2 separate regions of the Homo sapiens genome follow, and region 2 is linked to region 1. A link is a loop called in an ENCODE intact Hi-C map of the cell type or tissue named here. Cell type or tissue: heart left ventricle. All regions are shown on one strand. Each heading gives the region's core, and the rest is flanking DNA. Links, peaks and the distances in the headings are about the cores only. Region 1 holds the start of AVPR2 (arginine vasopressin receptor 2). Region 2 holds the start of PDZD4 (PDZ domain containing 4).

The links. Peaks named below come from ENCODE experiments on the same cell type or tissue, not always from the same donor. Only the 100,000 strongest peaks of a DNase experiment are listed, where the experiment ranks them.
Region 2: it touches region 1 in a loop (2.5-fold over the local background); 12 of 110 quality-filtered maps call a loop at or near these places.

Annotation. Positions count from the first base shown.
Region 1 is chrX:153,899,976-153,908,808 of GRCh38, reverse strand. AVPR2 (arginine vasopressin receptor 2) reads right to left here and starts at 4,136. Exons shown (of 4, transcript NM_000054.7): 1 at 4,038-4,136; 2 at 3,639-3,835; 3 at 2,393-3,277; 4 at 1,643-2,286. The coding sequence starts at 3,663. The coding sequence ends at 2,081. It overlaps ARHGAP4 (Rho GTPase activating protein 4), which reads left to right. Exons shown (of 22, transcript NM_001666.5): 22 at 847-1,431. The coding sequence ends at 1,080. In heart left ventricle, for the core only: no CTCF peak of the experiment used is centred there; DNase peaks (open chromatin) are centred at 2,988, 4,561, 5,061 and 7,784; H3K4me3 peaks cover 1,084 bases; H3K27ac peaks cover 1,511 bases.
Region 2 is chrX:153,822,701-153,831,533 of GRCh38, reverse strand. PDZD4 (PDZ domain containing 4) reads left to right here and starts at 990. Exons shown (of 8, transcript NM_001303512.2): 1 at 990-1,295. The coding sequence starts at 1,236. RefSeq lists an enhancer at 4,032-4,610. In heart left ventricle, for the core only: no CTCF peak of the experiment used is centred there; no DNase peak of the experiment used is centred there; H3K4me3 peaks cover 2,479 bases.

The DNA of each region.
Region 1 (8,833 bases), core at 586-8,585:
GGGATTCATGTTCAGCTTCAGAGCAGGGAGTGGCAGGGCTGAGTTAAGGCTGTTTACCTGGTAGAGGCAAGGGACTCCAGGGCAGATTCAAGGCTGGCATTTGTAGCTGGGCTAGGTAACAGGCGGTGCCATGGCAGGCGCTTGGCACGCCAGGGAGGATGAAAGGGACAGATGGCAGGGAGGCAGGAGGGGGTGGCTGGTTGGGGATTGGGGTGGGGCAGCAGCGGCTCTCGAAGGAGCAGAGCGAAGGCTCAAGATGTGGCCCTGGCAAGCGCACAACCTGGGGGACCCTGCTCCGTGCTCTGTACCATGGGCCCTGTGAACACTGTCGGGCTGAACGTGGAAGCCCGCGGGACAGTTGCTAAGCCCAAGGAGGAGAGAGCCCAAGAACATGCGGGTGTCCCAGGTGTGGCCAAGCCCCCAGGCCCAGGGAGCCCAGGGAGGGTCCGGTAGACACGGAGGAGCAGGAGCGGGAGCCAGGGACAGGGCAGCCAGGAGACGCCATGGGAGGACATTGACTGGGGAGTCCCCGCACGCTGGCGGTCCCTGAGGCCATGGGCAGGGGGCTGTGATCTCTGCCAGGGAAAGAGTGGGGGCGAGAAGAGGGGGGTCCCCACTTCCGGGCTAAACCAAGGAATTGCTGTCCTCAGAGGAGACTGTGACAGAGACACCAACAGGGACAGGAGGGATGCCAGGTGCAAAGTGGGGGAGAGTGACCTGGAGGCTGAGGGACTGGGGATGTTGGCTGAGGGCTTGCTTTGGGAGTGGGAGGAACTCAGGTGGGTCTTGGGCAGGGTCAGTCGGGGGAACTCACTGGTCACTCTCCCTTTCTTTCCCCTCCGCTAGGCTGTGGCACAGAACATGGACTCTGTGTTTAAGGAGCTCTTGGGAAAGACCTCTGTCCGCCAGGGCCTTGGGCCAGCATCTACCACCTCTCCCAGTCCTGGGCCCCGAAGCCCAAAGGCCCCGCCCAGCAGCCGCCTGGGCAGGAACAAAGGCTTCTCCCGGGGCCCTGGGGCCCCAGCCTCACCCTCAGCTTCCCACCCCCAGGGCCTAGACACGACCCCCAAGCCACACTGAGGTGCCGCTGCTGGAGATGCGTGCCCCCGGCGGCTACCCGCTGGACCGGCCACTCTCCCCAGCCCCCTTGCTTCTCTCCAGCCCTGTCCAGCAAGTGCAGGGTGCCTGCACTTCACCCTGTGCAGAGAGGTGGGATGGGGCCGTGCACACAGGGATGCCCGCTCCACATCCTGCCTGCCCCTCAGCCCTGGCCCAGGCCCCTTTTGGAGGCAGCTGAGGAAGGATGCTGGGGAAAGCCCTCTTCTGCAGCTTTGTGGAAGGCTGATCAGTGGCTGCTGGGTGGCGGGTACCCTTGCTCAGATGCCTGGCAGGGCTGGGTGGCGATTCATAAAGACCTCGTGTTGATTCCCCGATGGGAGCCAGCTCTCTGTCTCGGGTGGGCAGGTGGGTGCTGGAGGTGAGAACAGCTTCCCCAGGGGTCCTGCAGCTTTGAAGACTTGGCTGCCTGCGCCATGGATTCCAGAGCTGTGCACGTGACTGTGGGTGTGTGTGGGGAGTCTGTGTATGTCTCTGTGCTGCCTCCACACCCACCGTTACCCGGATCCAAGGAGACCCCTTGCCATGTGGAAAATGAGCTCCAATTTTTATTAGGGAGAGAATGAGGAGGGAGGGATTAGAAAGGCGGAGACAGGAAGGTCCCCTGGCCCCAGCCTGGTCCTTCCTTTTCAGGCCCCTGGGACCGCTGTCTCACCTGGGGGCACCTGCTCCCTCTTTCCTGCCACTCCTCAGGCCTCTGCTGCAGCCCCTCCTACACCCAGCTCAGTGAGCTGACCTGAGGGGCCCCCACAGTCCTGGGGCCTGAAGCTCTCCTCATACAGCTGGGGATGTGGAGACCCAGGCAGGGGCTGTGGCTTGTCCAGGGCCACACAGTGTCCCAGCCTCGGGGCCACAGGCTCTGGCCAATTCTCCACGGGTCCCCCTCCCAGTGGCTCCCAGGACCAGCCCCAGGAAGGCAGCTGAGCTTCTCAAAGCCTCTAGAGGCAAGACACCCAACAGCTCCTCACGATGAAGTGTCCTTGGCCAGGGAGGAGCTGGCGGTGGTGCAGGACTCATCTTGGGGACCCAGGCTGGGTGGGGTGCGTCCCCGGGCACAGCAGAGCAAGCTTCGCAGCTCTGAGGACACGCTGCTGCTGAAAGATGCATAGATCCAGGGGTTGGTGCAGCTGTTGAGGCTGGCCAGCAACATGAGTAGCACAAAGGGCGCCCCTGTGGAGGTGGAGGATCTAGGTTGGGTTCAGGATGGCTGGTGGGGCACAGGGGCATGCGGCCAAGCCCAAGTGGCCCCGTCAGCCCTAGCCACGGCTACACCCACCTTCCAGAGGTGCCTCCGGGTCCCACGCGGCCCACAGCTGCACCAGGAAGAAGGGTGCCCAGCACAGCACATAGACGACCACAATCACTAGCGTCATCCTCACAGTCTTGGCCACAGCTGCTGACACGTGGGCTCCCTCACCGGGGCTGCCTGTCCGGCGTCCCCTGCGGCGCCCCCCAGGCCTCTCTGATGGCCCTGGCACCAGACTGGCATGAATCTCCCGGAAGATGAGCACCTGGCAGGCGGCGATACCCAGGGTAGGTGCCACGAACACCATCAGGGCAATCCAGGTGACATAGGTGCGACGGCCCCAGGGCTCCGCAAAGCAGGCCCAGCAGTCAGTGACCCCGCTGCCACCTTCCACGTTGCGCTGGGCGAAGATGAAGAGCTGGGGCAGGCTGAGAAGGAGCGAGAAGGCCCAAGCCACTAGCACCGGCCGGTTCCAGTGAGCCCCACTTCCATGGCGGTACGCCAGCATGGGACGGCAGATGGCACGGTGGCGGTCCAGCGTCATGGCCAGGATCATGTAGGAGGAGGCATACATGCCCACCATCTGCAGATACTTCACGGCCCGACACAGGGCATCTGGCCCACGGAAGCGGTCGGTGGCCTTCCAGGCCAGCTGGGGCAGCACTTGGAACAGAGCCACGGCCAGGTCGGCCAGGCACAAGTGGCCAATGAAGACGTGTATGGGTGCCCAGTGGCCCCGCCGGCCCCGCCGAGCTAGGGCCGCCAGCACCAGGCCATTGCTCAGGGCCACAGCCACAAAGACTATGGAGAGCAGCGCCAGCTCCGCCCGGGCTAGCAGCGGGTCCCGGGTGTCCAGTGGCCTCTCCTGGCTGCTGTTGCTGGGCAGGCTGGGCAGAGAGGGATGCCCAGGCACAGCTGGGAAGGAGTCGGGAAGAGGGCCTGGTTAGAGAGGGTGCTGTGCAGGGGGACTCAGGCCTGCCTCCCGTGCCCCCATCCGGACACCCACTTCCTGGCTCCTAGCAGAGGGGACTCCAGGAAAGCCATGTTATGAGGGATACACACCCCAGGCTCATGCAGTCCAGAAGGAAGGGCAGCCCCAGCCCCAGCCCCAGCCCCAGCCCTGGCGGGGAAGTGGGGCTGTGCTCCCCTCCCCACTCATTGGCAGCCTGGAGAGACACACCCAGAGGTGAGGGTGAAGGAGGTCTTTAGAAAGAGGGGCTTCCCTGAATCGTCAAACCCACTCTGCCCACCGGACTCATGGAGGGGCAAGCCTTACCGGAAGTGGTGGACGCCATGAGCATGGTGGGGCTGGGGCAGGTGTTCTGAGGGCCTGGAGGTGATGTGCGGACTCAGCCTCTGCCTGAGGAGCAAGTTCAATGGCCCAGGGTCTCTGGACTGGAGCCCTTATAGAGATGCCAGCATGGCAGATGCCTGTTGGCGTGTGTGCACGTGTCGGTGGCAGTATGGCCAGTCCTGGGCAGGGAAGATTGAGAGGGATGGTCAGACAGACGGATGCACAGAACCCAGGATCCCCCAGGCAGCCCATGAGTCCCGGGTTTGGGAGTGGGCACCCCAGACAGACACGCAGAACTCCCCTGCCCCAACCGAGGCCGAGAGAGGCCACCATCCGAGGGCTGGGGACTGGGCAGGGGGGCAGGCAGGCGCAGCCCCTTACCTGGCTGGGCTCCTGGGCAGCTGGGCGGTGGCGTGAAGGTGGCTGGGTGCTCAGATCTGCTCTCCATCGGCTGCCCTGCCCTGGCCCAGCCCAGCCTCTGGGAGTGACCTGGCCAGGAGGGGACTTCCTCCCCCTCCCCCTTTCCCCCAGGCCTCCCCTGGCCTCCTGTTTCCCTTCCTTTCCCCAGGGCCTCCCTGGTCCCGGCCCAGGACTCCCTCCTCCCACTGCCATAGCCTCCACGCCCACCCTCACCCTACCACGCCCCCCTGGTTGGATTGTCTGGGTTGGCAGTGCTCTGGGAGGTCACTTAGTTCAGCATTCCCATTTTATAAGTGGGGAAACTGAGGCCAGAGAGCGGTGGGTCTGGCCCAGGACTGCGCTGCTTTTTCATGGGAGCTTCACGCCCCCTTCCCAAGTTGGGGTCCTCCTGCTCCTCGCTGGGCCCAGGCAAGGAAGGGGTGAAAACACTTTCGCTGGGCCCCTCCCAGGCCCACGCAGGCCCCTCCTCCTCCCCAGTTAGGGCCCAGTTGGCCGGAGACGAGGGACAGGAAAGGGAGGAGTGGGGCAGGGGCCAAGCCAGGCTTCACGAACCCCTGTGAGATCCAGGGACACCCCCACCCTCTTCCTCCTGCCCCACCTGCAACTACCTGTCCTAGGAAGAGGGGCTGGGGACCTCCGTGTGCTCACGGGCTCCCTCCCACCACACACAACCTCACATGATACAGCCACACAGCCACAAACACACAACACAGAGACGCTCGCTCATGTTCTTGAACATACCATGAGTATGGACGCACCTTCCCTGTACCTGAGCCCTCCTCCTCCCTCCCCCAACACCTCTCTCCTTCCCCTGTCCCCACACCCCCTCCAGCCCCCATCCCAGTAGTTCTCTTTCCACTCCCCCCGCACCCAGGCCTGGCTTGGCTCAGCCGAGGCCAGCCCAGCCCAGCCCAGCCCAAGGCAGCTGCTTTCTTCCTGTTTGTCTGTCTTCTCTGTTGCCTGTGAAGCCAGAGACCAAAACAGCCTCACGGACCAGGCCCAAGTCCGGCCCGCGGCCAAGGCCTCCTCTTCCTGCCCAGAGAGCCTGGCAGCACCCTGGCCCCTCCCGGCCCTGTTAGGGTGGTGGGAACACAGGGTGGGCATTTTCCAGAGACAGCGCACACACCACACCACATACATACATGCACACAGCCACACGCCACACACACATGCACCCACCACACACCCATACGCCACACCACACACACACCACACCATGCACACATATATTACACACCACACACATGCACACATCACACACTCCCATACGCCACACACCCACACATGTACCCACCACACAGCCATACACACCACATACGCACAGCCAACACCACACACGCACACACCCGCAGCACACACAGGTGCACATCACACCCCGCATCTTTGCCATGTTTTTGCAGAGCCCCTTGGGGGCAGGCTGCAGAGTGCTGGCACCCCAGGCCTGACGCTTCAGCTGCATCTCCTCAGCGCATGCACATCCTCATGCTGTCCCCAATAACCGCATGCTGTCACTAATCTAGGAGCATAGAAAAGGCCTTCCTAATGCCACCCAGATCAGTGGAATAGGAGATGGCTTCCCTCAACTGGCAGAGAATTTGGGGACCCTGGCTGGGGAATAGGAAAGCAAGGCTCCAGCCCCTGCTTGGCCCCTGCCCAGTAGTGTGACCTTGAACAGGCCACGCCAGCTCTTGGCACCTCAGCTTCCCCTTCTGTGCAATGGGACTTGATGATTGAGGGAGACTACGGTGGTAAGATGGGCAGGGGTGGGGACTGGCAGGGCCTTGGGAAAGCCTTTGTTCCCTCCGTCTAAAGCCGGCTAGGGCGAGGAATCCATGCTAACCTTTTGGGGTGAGCAGACAACCATCTCCTTATCAGTTTCTCTGCCTGAACGAGGCTGTGCAGTGCCGGATCTCAGCAGCAGGTTGGGACCTCCCCTAGCAATGTGGCCAGGCCCGTGGCAATCTCTGCCCCCCTGGACTCCTCGCTTCCTGTTGTTAAACTAGGGAAGAATCTGGAGGAAGGGCCCGCATGGCGGTCTCCTCTGGGATGCAAGAAGCCAGATCAGGATCCAGTGCCATTCTGCTCAGCCAGGACCCCGGGGAGGAACTGGGAGCCACATGGGCAGGCACTACATGGAACTGTGCCAGGAGAGAGGCCCTGGGCAGCCACCCCTCGGGGGCCAAGAAAGATGGGGCTGGGCAGCAGCTCCCATGGGAAGAAGGGCAGACTGTGCTGATTCACGCTAGGCCCACATGAGTCACTCAAGCCCCTGCCCTTGGGCGTTAACGGGCAGGGCATCTACCTGGGGGTGTGCCAGGCCCCCACTCCTGCCAGCGCAGCCCCTGTGTGCACACCTCCCACTGGTCCCTCTAAGACTTGCAGAAAGGGCTCTGTGAGTGCCAAGGTGTGGCTCCTGATCTTCCAGCCTAGTGTCTGGGCAGAAGAGGACAGGAGGCAGATTGGGGGGACACTGTTTGTCCCTCTCTATCTACCGGTTCCCCATGATCAGAACCTTCCATTCACCAAACTGCAAGTGCCGCTGGCCTAGCACTGTGGCTGCAGAGATGGAAGGACCTGGGCTCTGCCCCAGGAGCACATGGGCTTCTGCAGAGAAGAGTGGAGGCAGGGAGGCTGGTGGAAGCTGTGCCTGTCACCCAGGAGAGAAATGGTGCGACCCACTTAACACTGGGCAGCGGGGCTAGAGGGAGCAGGCAGGTGGAAAAGGCATTTAAAGGGCCCTGAAGGATTTGTAAGGGGTGGAAGACAAAGAGGAGGCAGCCAAGGACGAGGAGAAAGAGGCCCCCGATTGTGTGGGAGGGGTGCATGTGCAGATGGTGGAGCCTGTGGGCAGTGGGAAGGACGGAGCCAAGTGCCTGTCAACAGGAACGGCCCTCACAGGGACTGTGACCCGAAGGAGAATACCTAGAGCCCAGGAGATAGGGAGGAACAACGGGTTGGAGGATGGGATTGAAGGGGACAAAAACAAATTTAATAAAAACTCAAGTGTACTTGTGTGAATGTGAGGGTGTGTGTGAGGGTGTGCGTGTGTGAGGGTGTGAGAGTGTGTGAGGGTGTGTGTGAGAGTGTGCGTATGTGAGGGTGGGCGTGTGTGTGGGGTGTGTGTGGTGTGTGGTGTGTGAGGGTGTGCATGTGAGGGTGTGTGGTGTGTGTGTGGCGTGGGTGGTTGTGTGTGAGGGTGTGTGGTGTGTGTGTGTGTGGCGTTGGGGGGGTTGTGTGTGAGGGTGTGCGCGTGTGTGAGGGTGTGTGCGTGTGTGAGGGTGTGTGCGTGTGTGAGGGTGTGTGCGTGTGCCAATGATGACAGGAAGACAGCCTGCGGATGATCATCTAATTGTGTCCATTCACCTAAGTGAATAATAACTGGGAAAGCTGGACAGAGCCTGTTTATAGCTGCGGAAAGGCAGCCCATGGAACTGGATAGATTAAGAGCCTCGCGGAGTGGAAGGGAGGGCCAGGGTCTCCAGCAGGTGCTGGGGTGAGGGGCGGGGGGTAGAAGGAGGGTGAGCGTTGAGGGCTTGAGGGCCGTACCCATAGATGGCCTCCAGGTCATCATGTGAGAGTCAGGCAGGAGGCGGCTCCCTGGCAAAACTGCAGAGATTTTTTTTTTTTTTCTTTTTTAAAGGCAGTGGCCCCTCCCGCTTTCCTCCCCAGAGGCGGCCGACTGCAGTTGCTGTTAGTGGGCTGTTTGGGTAACTGCCTCGGGGTTTCCCAGTCTGACTTCCTCTTGCTCTCTCTGCCTGCACGTTCCTCCCCCAGATTATTGCAGCAGCTGCTCCGGGTGTCTTCAGTGCTCATGCACTCACCACCCTGGAATGGCCCTCCGCAGGCAATGATTTCTCTCCTCCAGAATGACTTTTTTTTTTTTCGGCTTTATTGAGGTATGATTAGCATACAGTAAAATTCATTAATTGTAATTGTACTGTTCAGTAAGATTTGACAAATGTATACAGTCGTGTAACCACAACCACAATCATGACATAGAATAAATATTTTCGACATTCCAGAAAGTTCCCTCGTGGCCTTTTGCAGTCAAGCTTCTTCCCCTACCTGAAAGCCTAGCAACCACTGATCTATCACTATAGATTTTCCTTTTCTAGAATTTTATATAAATAGAATCATAGAGTATGTAGTATTTTCAAAAATTAGCCGGGCGTGGTGGCGCAAGCCTGTAATCCCAGCTACTCAGAGGCTGAGGCTGGAGAATCGCTTGAACCCGGGAGGCGGAGGTTTCAGTGAGCCGAGATCTTGCCATTGCACTCCAGCCTGGGTGACACAGCAAGACTCCGTCTCAAAAAAAAATAATAATAAAAATAAATAAATAAATAAAAGAGTACATAGTATTTTGTGTAACTTCTTTTTTTTTTTTATATTTTTTTTGGTGGGGAGGAGGCATAGTCTCTCACTCTGTCACCCGGTATACTGAAAGCTTTTATCACAAGTGAGTATTGAATTTTTTTCTTTTTTTTCTTTTTTTTTTTGAGTCGGAGTTTCACTCTTGTTGCCCAGGCTGCAGTGCAATGGCGAGATCTTGGCTCACTGCAACCTTCGCCTCCCAGGTTCAAGAGATTCTCTTGCCTCAGCCTCCCAAGTAGCTGGGATTACAGGCAAGCGCCACCATGCCCAGCTAATTTTGTACTTTTAGTAGAGACGGGGTTTCTTCATGTTGGTCAGGCTGGTCTCGAATTCCCGACCTCAGGTGATCCACCTGCCTCGGCCTCCCAAAGTGCTGGGATTACAGG
Region 2 (8,833 bases), core at 440-8,439, 77 kb after region 1:
GGGTGAGGGCTGGGGCTGAGGAACAGGTAGGCGGCGGGCCCAGGCTGGCCAGTGCTGTGTGCAGGCCCGGGTCCCAAGGCCTCCGAGGCCACTCTCCCCACGACCCACCCCCTCCCCACGCTTCGCTCATCCTTTTTTCTTTCTCTCTTTCTTTTCTTTCCTCCCTTTCTCTCTTTCTTTCTTGTTTTAAACAAAGGTGTCCGTTTCAAAGACAGCAGGGAATGGCTGAGTTGAAGGAGGGATGCAGTCATTTAAGGCGAAGCCCGAGGAAGGAGCAGAGGCGTGAGGGCTGCTGCGTCCAAGACCGGGGAGAGGGGCTGAAATCGCGGACTCTCTCTGGGGGACCCAGGAGACTGCTCCTCCTGGCAGGACCCCTCTCTCCCAGAGCGGCATCGCGCAGACAACGCGCCTGGTGCCCGCCCCTCAGGACCGGACGCCGGGTGTCGTGGGGTGCCTAGGACCCCCGCCCGCTTCCGTCGAGCGCCCGCCCCCGGCTTCCCGCGCCGGCTCCAGCGCCCCCGCCGCTCCCTCCCGCAGCCGGCCCCGCTCCCCTCCCCGCCCCTCCCGGCGCGCGTGCGCCCCGTGCCCGCGCCCCTCCCCCGCCGCCGTGGGCGCGCTCGCGTGCCCGTCGTCCCGGGCGGGAGCTGGAGACGGCCAGCGGCTGCTGGACGAAGAGCGGGCGCCGGGAGCTCCGAGAGCGCGGCCGGGCGAGGCGGGAGCGCGGGCGCTGGCCTGGCCGCGGGCGGGGGCCGCCGCCGCGCCGCTGCCCCCCTGTCGCGGGCCGGGCCGCGGCGCCGAGCGCGAGGGCCGGGCTCCCGGGGCTGGCGGCCATGGGCAGGAGCCGGAGGCGGCAGCGGCAGCGGCGGGCCCCGCGGGCGGGGAGGCGCGCGGCCCACGGCCCCTGACGGCCCCTGGCGGCCCGGCGCGCCCCCGCGCTCCCTGGGGGGCCGTAGCCTGGCAACGCCCGGCGCGCCCGCCCATCCCCCGCTGCCCTTTTTCTCCTGGCCGGGTGCGAGGGAGCATGCCCGCGCCTGGCCTCGGCCAGCGAAGAGTTAACCTGAGGGGCGAGCCGCTGCCCCCACCTCGGGGGCGTGCCCCCCTCCCCCGCTAGGCGGCCCGCCCCCCGCGCCAGGGTATGGCCCCTGGCCCCGGCCCGGGACCCGAGGTCCCGCGCCCGGGTCAGTGAAAGGCGTCTTCCCGTTCCCGCCCTCCGCCTCCTCTCGCCGGCCAGCAACATGGGATGTAATATGTGCGTGGTCCAGAAACCGGAGGAGCAGTACAAAGTGATGCTGCAGGTAGGGCCGCCGGCGCTGCGGCGGGGGCGCGGCCCTCCGCGGGGAGGAGCGGGCCAGTGGGGAGGCCCGGAGCGGCGGGCGTGGGAGAGCGGGAGGGCTCGAGGAGGACAAGGTAGGGAGCCGTCCGCACCCTCCCATCCTGGGGCTGTTGGGTGTTGGCGCTCCGTGGGAACCAGCCACGGGTGGGGTGGGAAGTTGGGGTTGGCCCGGGTGGGGCGCGCTTCCGTCCCGGGAGGCGCGGTGCGGCGGGCGCGGGATGGAGGTTGCATAGCAACGAGCGCAGTTCCCCGCACACGCTCTCCCCGCAGGACCCAGGGCGGGGGAGGGAGCCAGGCTCCCGCCGTGCGGGGGGCGCCGAATCTAGATCCCGGCGGGCCTGGAGCGTGGGAGTGCGTGGGCGTCCCCGGGCGCGGTCCAAGTCCGTCCGGGGGCTGGGTGCCCACCCCGACACCCACTCCCGCCTGGCCCTGCCCGAACGATGGGCTCCCGGGCCTTAGGCGTCTCGGGTGAGTGGGCGCCGCCGGGATCAGCGGGTTGGGCTCTCTGCGGGTGGCAGTGCCTGGCCGGGCTTTGCGGGGCGTGGACCAGCAGGGCCCCGCGGGGAGGGAAGGAGACGCGGGGCCCGGAGCTCGGACCTGGAGCCCAGCCCCGCGGCCCGGAACGGGGCTTCTTGCCTGTGCGTGGCGTGACTACGTGAGTGCGTTCCTGTGCCCCGTCTCTGTGTGCGCGGAGGCTCCCCCGGCCCCGCATTTGTGTACTTTCTGTGTGCACCCTGCAGACTGTCTAGAGAAATGTCCCGGATGCTGTGGGCTGAGACCTCCTAGGGCTAAGTGGAGGGAGGTCAAGGTCAAGGCACCCAGGAGCAGACAGGGCTCAGACAGGTATGCGTTTAGTGGCCTGGATTCAACTCCCGGGTTTATTGGTCTGGACTGGGAAGGAATCAAGTGCTTTGCAGGAGGGGTGTTGGCTTGGGAGAACGTGGGGGAACCCGTGCAGGGATCGGCGAGAACTCCGGGGCGGGGGCGGGGGCGGGGGAAGGAGGGGCTGGGCACGGGGGAGAATTCCCAGGAATCCGGGGACTGACTTCACGCTGTGAGCCGAGCTCCTCTGGCCACCTGGTGCGGGAGCCGAGGGGCAGGGCGGGGACGCAAATCTTGCCCCACCCTGGCGGAGCTCCTGGTCCTCTCTCCCCGGCCCTTCTCCGGGGGTGCGCGGGGCCCTCGGCTTCTCCCGTTCGCTGTCCTCCGCCTTCTTCCCTCTCAGTTCCCGGCTGCCACTCCTCGTCTCTTGTTCCCGCTGTTTGGAAACCTTGTGTGGCCATTGCCAGCCCCCTAGCGGGATAGGAATGCGACCGAGAGGGCGTCCTGTGGAATCCGTGTTGGATTCCAGGGCTGGGATGGTTGGTTGACGGGGACTCTGGATCCCATCCTCCTGCTTCCTTTTCGGGAGTCATTCCATCAAACGGCAAGCGATTTCTCCAAGCGATTCCTCCGGGGCCGTTTTGACTTTCCTGGAGAAGGATTGGTGTCGCACTTCATTTAAGGCCAACCTCGTGGGGACGTGTGGATAGGGGAGAGCGACCCGAGCTGCACCCCAGGCCTGAAATGAGCCATGGGACGACACCGGTAGCCCTTGGGGCTCCCCACAGCCCTCCGGGAAGGCCTCGGCAGGTCGGGCTGGGCCTGCCTTCAGGGAGGTGAACTTGGGTGGGCCCTCCCTGCTCTGCGCCCTAAGCTCTCCTTCATGGAAGGGACTTGCCCACCCCAAGGAGACCCGCCAGGAGGAGGGCCACTGCCGCATGCGCCCTCTGTGCGCTTTCCTGCTGGGCTCCCTTTGAAACCGTGGGAGTTTGGCTGCAAACTTTCACTTTCTACATTCCTCCTTGGCCCAATCAAAGCCGGGATTTTACGAGGAGAACCATCCTTCACAACTAAGGGAAAACAAGAGGACTGAAAAAAGTAGATACGGAAAGCAGTGCAAGCCATGAGCTGTCCCAGGGGACTGCGCTTCTGGGGGTGGACGCATCACCAGGTCCCAGCCTCTTCAGAGGAGAAGGAGCTTTTGTTCCAAAAGACAGGTCAGCTTCTGGGACCCCGTGCCTGCCTCCCGGCCTCCTTAAACACGGGTGCTCCCCCATCTTTAGGGGGCACTTCTCCCTGTCCCCCCTGAGTAACCTCGTCCGCACCTTGTCAGGGTGAGGCACTTCATGGGCCTGATTTTCAGAAAGAAGCACATGTGCATCTGCAGCGCCTTCCATCTACAATCCACAGAGGCCTGGGATCCCCAGGCCAGGAACCCCCAAGTCTCTAGCCTAGCCTTGTGTTCCAAGCCATTTTCTGCCAATGACTCACAACACTTCCAAAATTACAGCTGTATTGAGCTATCATTCTCCTACTGCACAACTTACCCTTTCAAAGTGTACAAGTCAGTGGTTTTTAGTATACTCACAAGGTTGTGCAGCCCACACCAGTAATTCCAGAACGTTTTCATCACCCCAAAAGAAACCCTGCACTCCTTAGCAATCACATCCCCATTTCTCCCTCAAACTTCCTAGCCCCTGGCACCCACCAATCTACTTCCTGTCTCTATGGATTTGTTTATTCTAAACATTTCATAGAAACTGACCTTTTGTGTCTGGCTTTCATTAATCATAATGTTTTCAAGGTTCATCCATGTATCAATAGTCAATTTCTTTTTATTGCCAAATAATATTTCATTTTGTGATATACAACATATTTATCCATTCGTCAGTTGATGAGCATTTGGGGTGCTTCCACCCTTGGGCTGTTGTGAATAGCGCTGCTGTGAACACTGGTCTACTTGTATCTGTTTGAGTCCTTGCTTTTAATTCTTTGGAGTGTGTGCCTGTAGCCATTGAACTGTTTTCCACAGTGGCTGGAACCAGTTTACATTCCCACCAGCAACATATAAGGGTTCCAATTTCTCTATATCTTTGCCAACAGTTGTTATTTTCTGGGTTTTTGTTATGGCCGTCCTGCTGGGTGTGAAGTGGTATCTCATTGTGATTTTGATTTGCACTTCCTGTTAGCTAAATGATGAGCACCTTTTCTTGTGCTTGTTGGCCATTTGTGGATCTTCTTTAGAAAAATGTCTGTTCTTAAGCCAGCGCCACACTGCTTTCATTACTGCAGCTTTGTAGTAAGTTTTGAAGTAAGGAAATGAGAGTCCTCCAACTTTGTACGTCTTTTTCAAGACTGTTTTGTCTATTCTAAGTCCCTCAAGTTTCCATATTAATTTCAGGATCAGGTTGTTAATTTCTGGAAAGAAGCCAGTTGGCATTTTGATAGAGATTGCATCAAATTTGTGGATCAATTTGGGTAGTATTGTTCATGAGCATGGGGTGCGTTTTCCATTTATTTAGGTCTTTAATTTCTTTACATGATGTTTTGCACTTTTGTTTAAGTTTATTCATGAGTATTTTCTTTATGATGCTATCATAAATGGAATCGTTTTCTTAATTTTACTTTCAGCCTTCTCATTGCTACTGTATAGAAATACAATTGATTGGCTGAGCGTGTTGGCTCACACCTGTAATCCCAGCACTTTGGGAGGCCAAGGCGGGTGGCTCACCTGTGCTTAGGAGTTCAAGACCAGCCTGGCCAACATAGTGGAACCCCGTCTCTACTAAAAATACAAAAAAAATTAACGGGGCATGGTGATGTGTGCCTGTAATCCCAGCTACTCAGGAGACTGAGGCAAGAGAATCGCATGAACCCCAGAGGCAGAGGTTGCAGTGAGCTGAGATTGCACCGCTGCACTCCAGCCTGGGTGACAGGGCAGGACTCTGTCTCAAAAAAAAAATTGATTTTTATACATTGATCCTATATCTTGCGACCTTACTAAAATTGTTTATTAAGTATAATTTGTTTAGTAGATTCCTCAGGATTATCTACATATTAGGATCATGTCATTGGCAAATAGAAATCGTTTTTCTTCTTCCTTTCCAATCTGGATGGCTTTGATTTCTTTTCTTTTCTTTCTTTCTTTTTTTTTTTTTTTTTGAGACACAGTCTCACTTTGTCACCCAGACTGGAGTGCAGTGGTGCAATCTCGGCTCACTGCAGCCTCCGCCTCCCGGGTTCAAGTGATTCTCCTGCCTCAGCTTCCCATGTAGCTAGGATTACAGGCACACACTACCACACCCAGCTAATTTTTGTATTTTTAGCAGAGACGAGCTTTTGCCATGTTGGCCAGGCTAGTCTTGAACTCCTGGCCTCAAGCAATCCTGCCCGCCTCGGCCTCCCAAAGTGCTGGGATTACCGGTGTAAACCACCGTTCCTGGCCCTTCGATTTCTTTTTCTTGTTAATTTGCTCTGGCTGGAGTCTCTAGTACAATGTTGAATAGAAGTGCCTGTGAATGTCTTTCCCTTGTTCCTCATCTTAAAGGTAAAGAAGCTTCCAGTCTTTCACTAGGGGGTATAAAGTTAGCTGTGGCTTTTTCATAGCTGTCCTTTATCAGGGTAAGGAAGTTCCCATTCTATTCCTAGTGTGTTTTTATCATGAGAGGCATTGGATTGTGCAGTGCTGCTTCTGTGGCTAGTGAGATGACCACATGGTTCCTTTATTCCACGGATGTGGGTTGTCACAGGCACTTTCGTGTGTCATGTCGGAACCTCAGCCCCATTCCTATATTCCAATCATGTCCTCCTAGTTTGGAAAATCTGGGACCTCCCCTGAAAATGGAGGATTACTGCGTGTTGAGTTAGGAAAAGGAAGCAGGCTGGTTGCCCAGAATGGAAGGCAGGAAACAGCATGTCCCCAGCTCCGGAGCCTTTTCTGCAGCCCATGTCCCTCCACTGCCACCAGGCCCCCTTGTCATATATCTCATCGTGGTCCACACTCTGCTGAACTTGTCTTGGCCTTGGCACCCCCTCTCTGACACCATGATGTGCTTGCTAGCATCCGAGCACGCCGGAGATGGTCAGGGGATAAACCCCTGGTACTTAGGACTGGTCTCCCGCCCATCCTACTCAGGCTTTACAGGGGGAGTGGGTCAGGACCGCCTGTCATCTCCCCTCTGTCCACATCGAGGGAGGCCAAAGGACAGCTGGCCAGCCCTTCTGGTGATCTCCCAGGCATTCTTGCCTAAAGCACCTGCATGTGAGCCCCCATGGTGCTGGCAGCCATCCTGGGTGCGTGGCATTCAGCAGGGAGACACTGCAGACAGGGCCTTGCCCCTCCCCCAGACTCCCCTTTTGTTGTTGTTGTTGTTGTTGTTTGAGACAGAGTTTCGCTCTTGTTGCCCAGGCTGGAGTGCAATGGTACGATCTGGGCTCACCAAAACCTCCGCCTCCAGGGTTCAAGCGATTCTCCTGCCTCAGCCTCCCGAGTAGCTGGGATTACAGGCATGCGCCACCATGCCTGGCTAATTTTGTATTTTTAGTAGAGATGGGGTTTCTCCATGTTGGTCAGGCTGGTCTTGAACTCCCGACCTCAGGTGATCCACCCACACCGGCCTCCCAAAGTGCTGGGATTACAGGAGTGAGCCACCACGCCTGGCCCCAGGCTCCCCTTTTTGTAAGGGGGAGACCATCGCCAACATGTAGGCAACTGCGGGGGAGAGAAAGTACTGCTTGAGTGCGGGAGCGTGGCTGGCAGCCAGTGTCCCCTCTTCAGCGACGTCTTCCTCCAAACTGCTCTCCCACCCACCAAGCCAGGTGGCTTCTCTGGCTCCCTCCTGCTTGCATGGGGGCTTCCTGTGAGCAGGGATTTGGGTCTGGCATGGGCACTCTGCCTCCCCGCCTCACCAGCACCAGATGCTGCCAGCACATCCACGCTGGCCTCCACCCTTCCAGGGGAAAGCTGGACTCTCAGTCAACTCAGTGGTTCTGCCGCAGAAGCTGACTGGGGAAGAAGCAGGCTCTGAGAAAGTCCTTGTGGAGTGGAAGAACAGAGGGCTGGACACTGAATTCTGACTGCCATCTTCTGGACCAGGTCATCCTGTTTTGTGTCATTGTCCCAAGATTGTAGAATGCCCTTTCCCCTCTCATCTCGGGGTTCCTGAGGACTGTCCAGTCTGCTGAAATGAAATTCGATAGTGCCAGAGAGCAGATTCGTGGTTGCAGGGATGGGCAGAGGGGCATGAGGACACTTTTGGGGAAGATAGAAATGGCCACTGTCCTGACGGTGGTGATGGTTCCCCAGGTTCATGTATGACATATGAACACCTGCCCTTTGCACACTGAAGATGTGCAGGTTACCACCCAGCAACAGACCTCACCAAAGCTTTAGAACAGGAACTCCATGGCCACATGCACGCATCCTGGGGAGAAAGGTGTCCTTTCCTTCCTTCTACTTCAGGGGCCCTGCCAGAGAAGGCAGTGCAGTGTGGAGATAGGAATGGAGGCAGCCACCAACTGACAGCTGTGTGGCCAGGGGCAAGTCGCTGCATGGCCCACTGGCTCAGTGACTCAGTTTCCTCAACTGTGAAATGGCAGTGAAGAGTGCTTGCGTCCGAGGGCCATTGTGACAAGGAAAACAGATGGTGTGTCCCCCGGGATCTCACTGGGTGGAGGAGGGAGTTGCTGCCCTCGGGCCATTCAGTTGGTCATTAAGAAGTGGAAATTGGCTGGGTGCGGTGGCTCACGCCTGTAATCCCAGCACTTTGGGAGGCCGAGGCGGGTGGATCATGAGGTCAGGAGTTCGAGACCAGCCTGGCCAGCATGGTGAAACCCCATCTATACTAAAAATACAAAAAATTGACCAGGCGTGGTGGCTCACGCCTGTAATCCCAGCACTTTGGGAGGCTGAGGTGGGCGGATCACCTCAGGTCAGGAGTTCGAGACCAGCCTGACCAACATAGAGAAACCCCATCTCTACTAAAAATACAAAATTAGCCGGGCATGGTGACACATGCCTGTAATCCCAGGTACGCGGGAGGCTGAGGCAGGAGAATTGCTTGAACCCGGGAGGTGGAGGTTGTGGTGAGCTGAGATCACGCCATTGCACTCCAGCTTGGGCTCGAAACTCCATCTCAAAAAAAAATATATATATATATATTAGCTGGGCATCATGCACCTGTAGTCCCAGCTACTCGGGAGGCTGAGGCAGGAGAACTGCTTGAACTCAGCAGGTGGAGGTTGCATGAGCCAAGATCAAGCCACTGCACTCCAGCCTAGGTGACAGAACGAGACCCTGTCTCAAATAAATAAATTAATTAAATAAAAAATAATGAAAAAGGAAATTATATGGAGAAGGCCTTACATCTGGGTATGTCACAGTTAATGCCCAGTGACAGAAGAATGTCCAATATTATTCTGAGAATTTCTCTCAGGAAAGGGACCTCCAAGTTTTGAAGAAGTGTGATGTAGTACAATATTAGTTAGGACAGCCTGGGCAACATATTGAGACCTTGTCTCTACAAAAATAAAAAATTGCTCAGGCGTAGTGGCATGCGCCTCTAGTCCCAGCTTCTGGGGAGGCTGAGTGGGAGGATTGCTTGAACCCAGGAGTTGGAGGCTTCTGTGAGCCGTGATTGTACCACTGCACTCTAGCCTGGGCAATGGAGCCAGACTGTG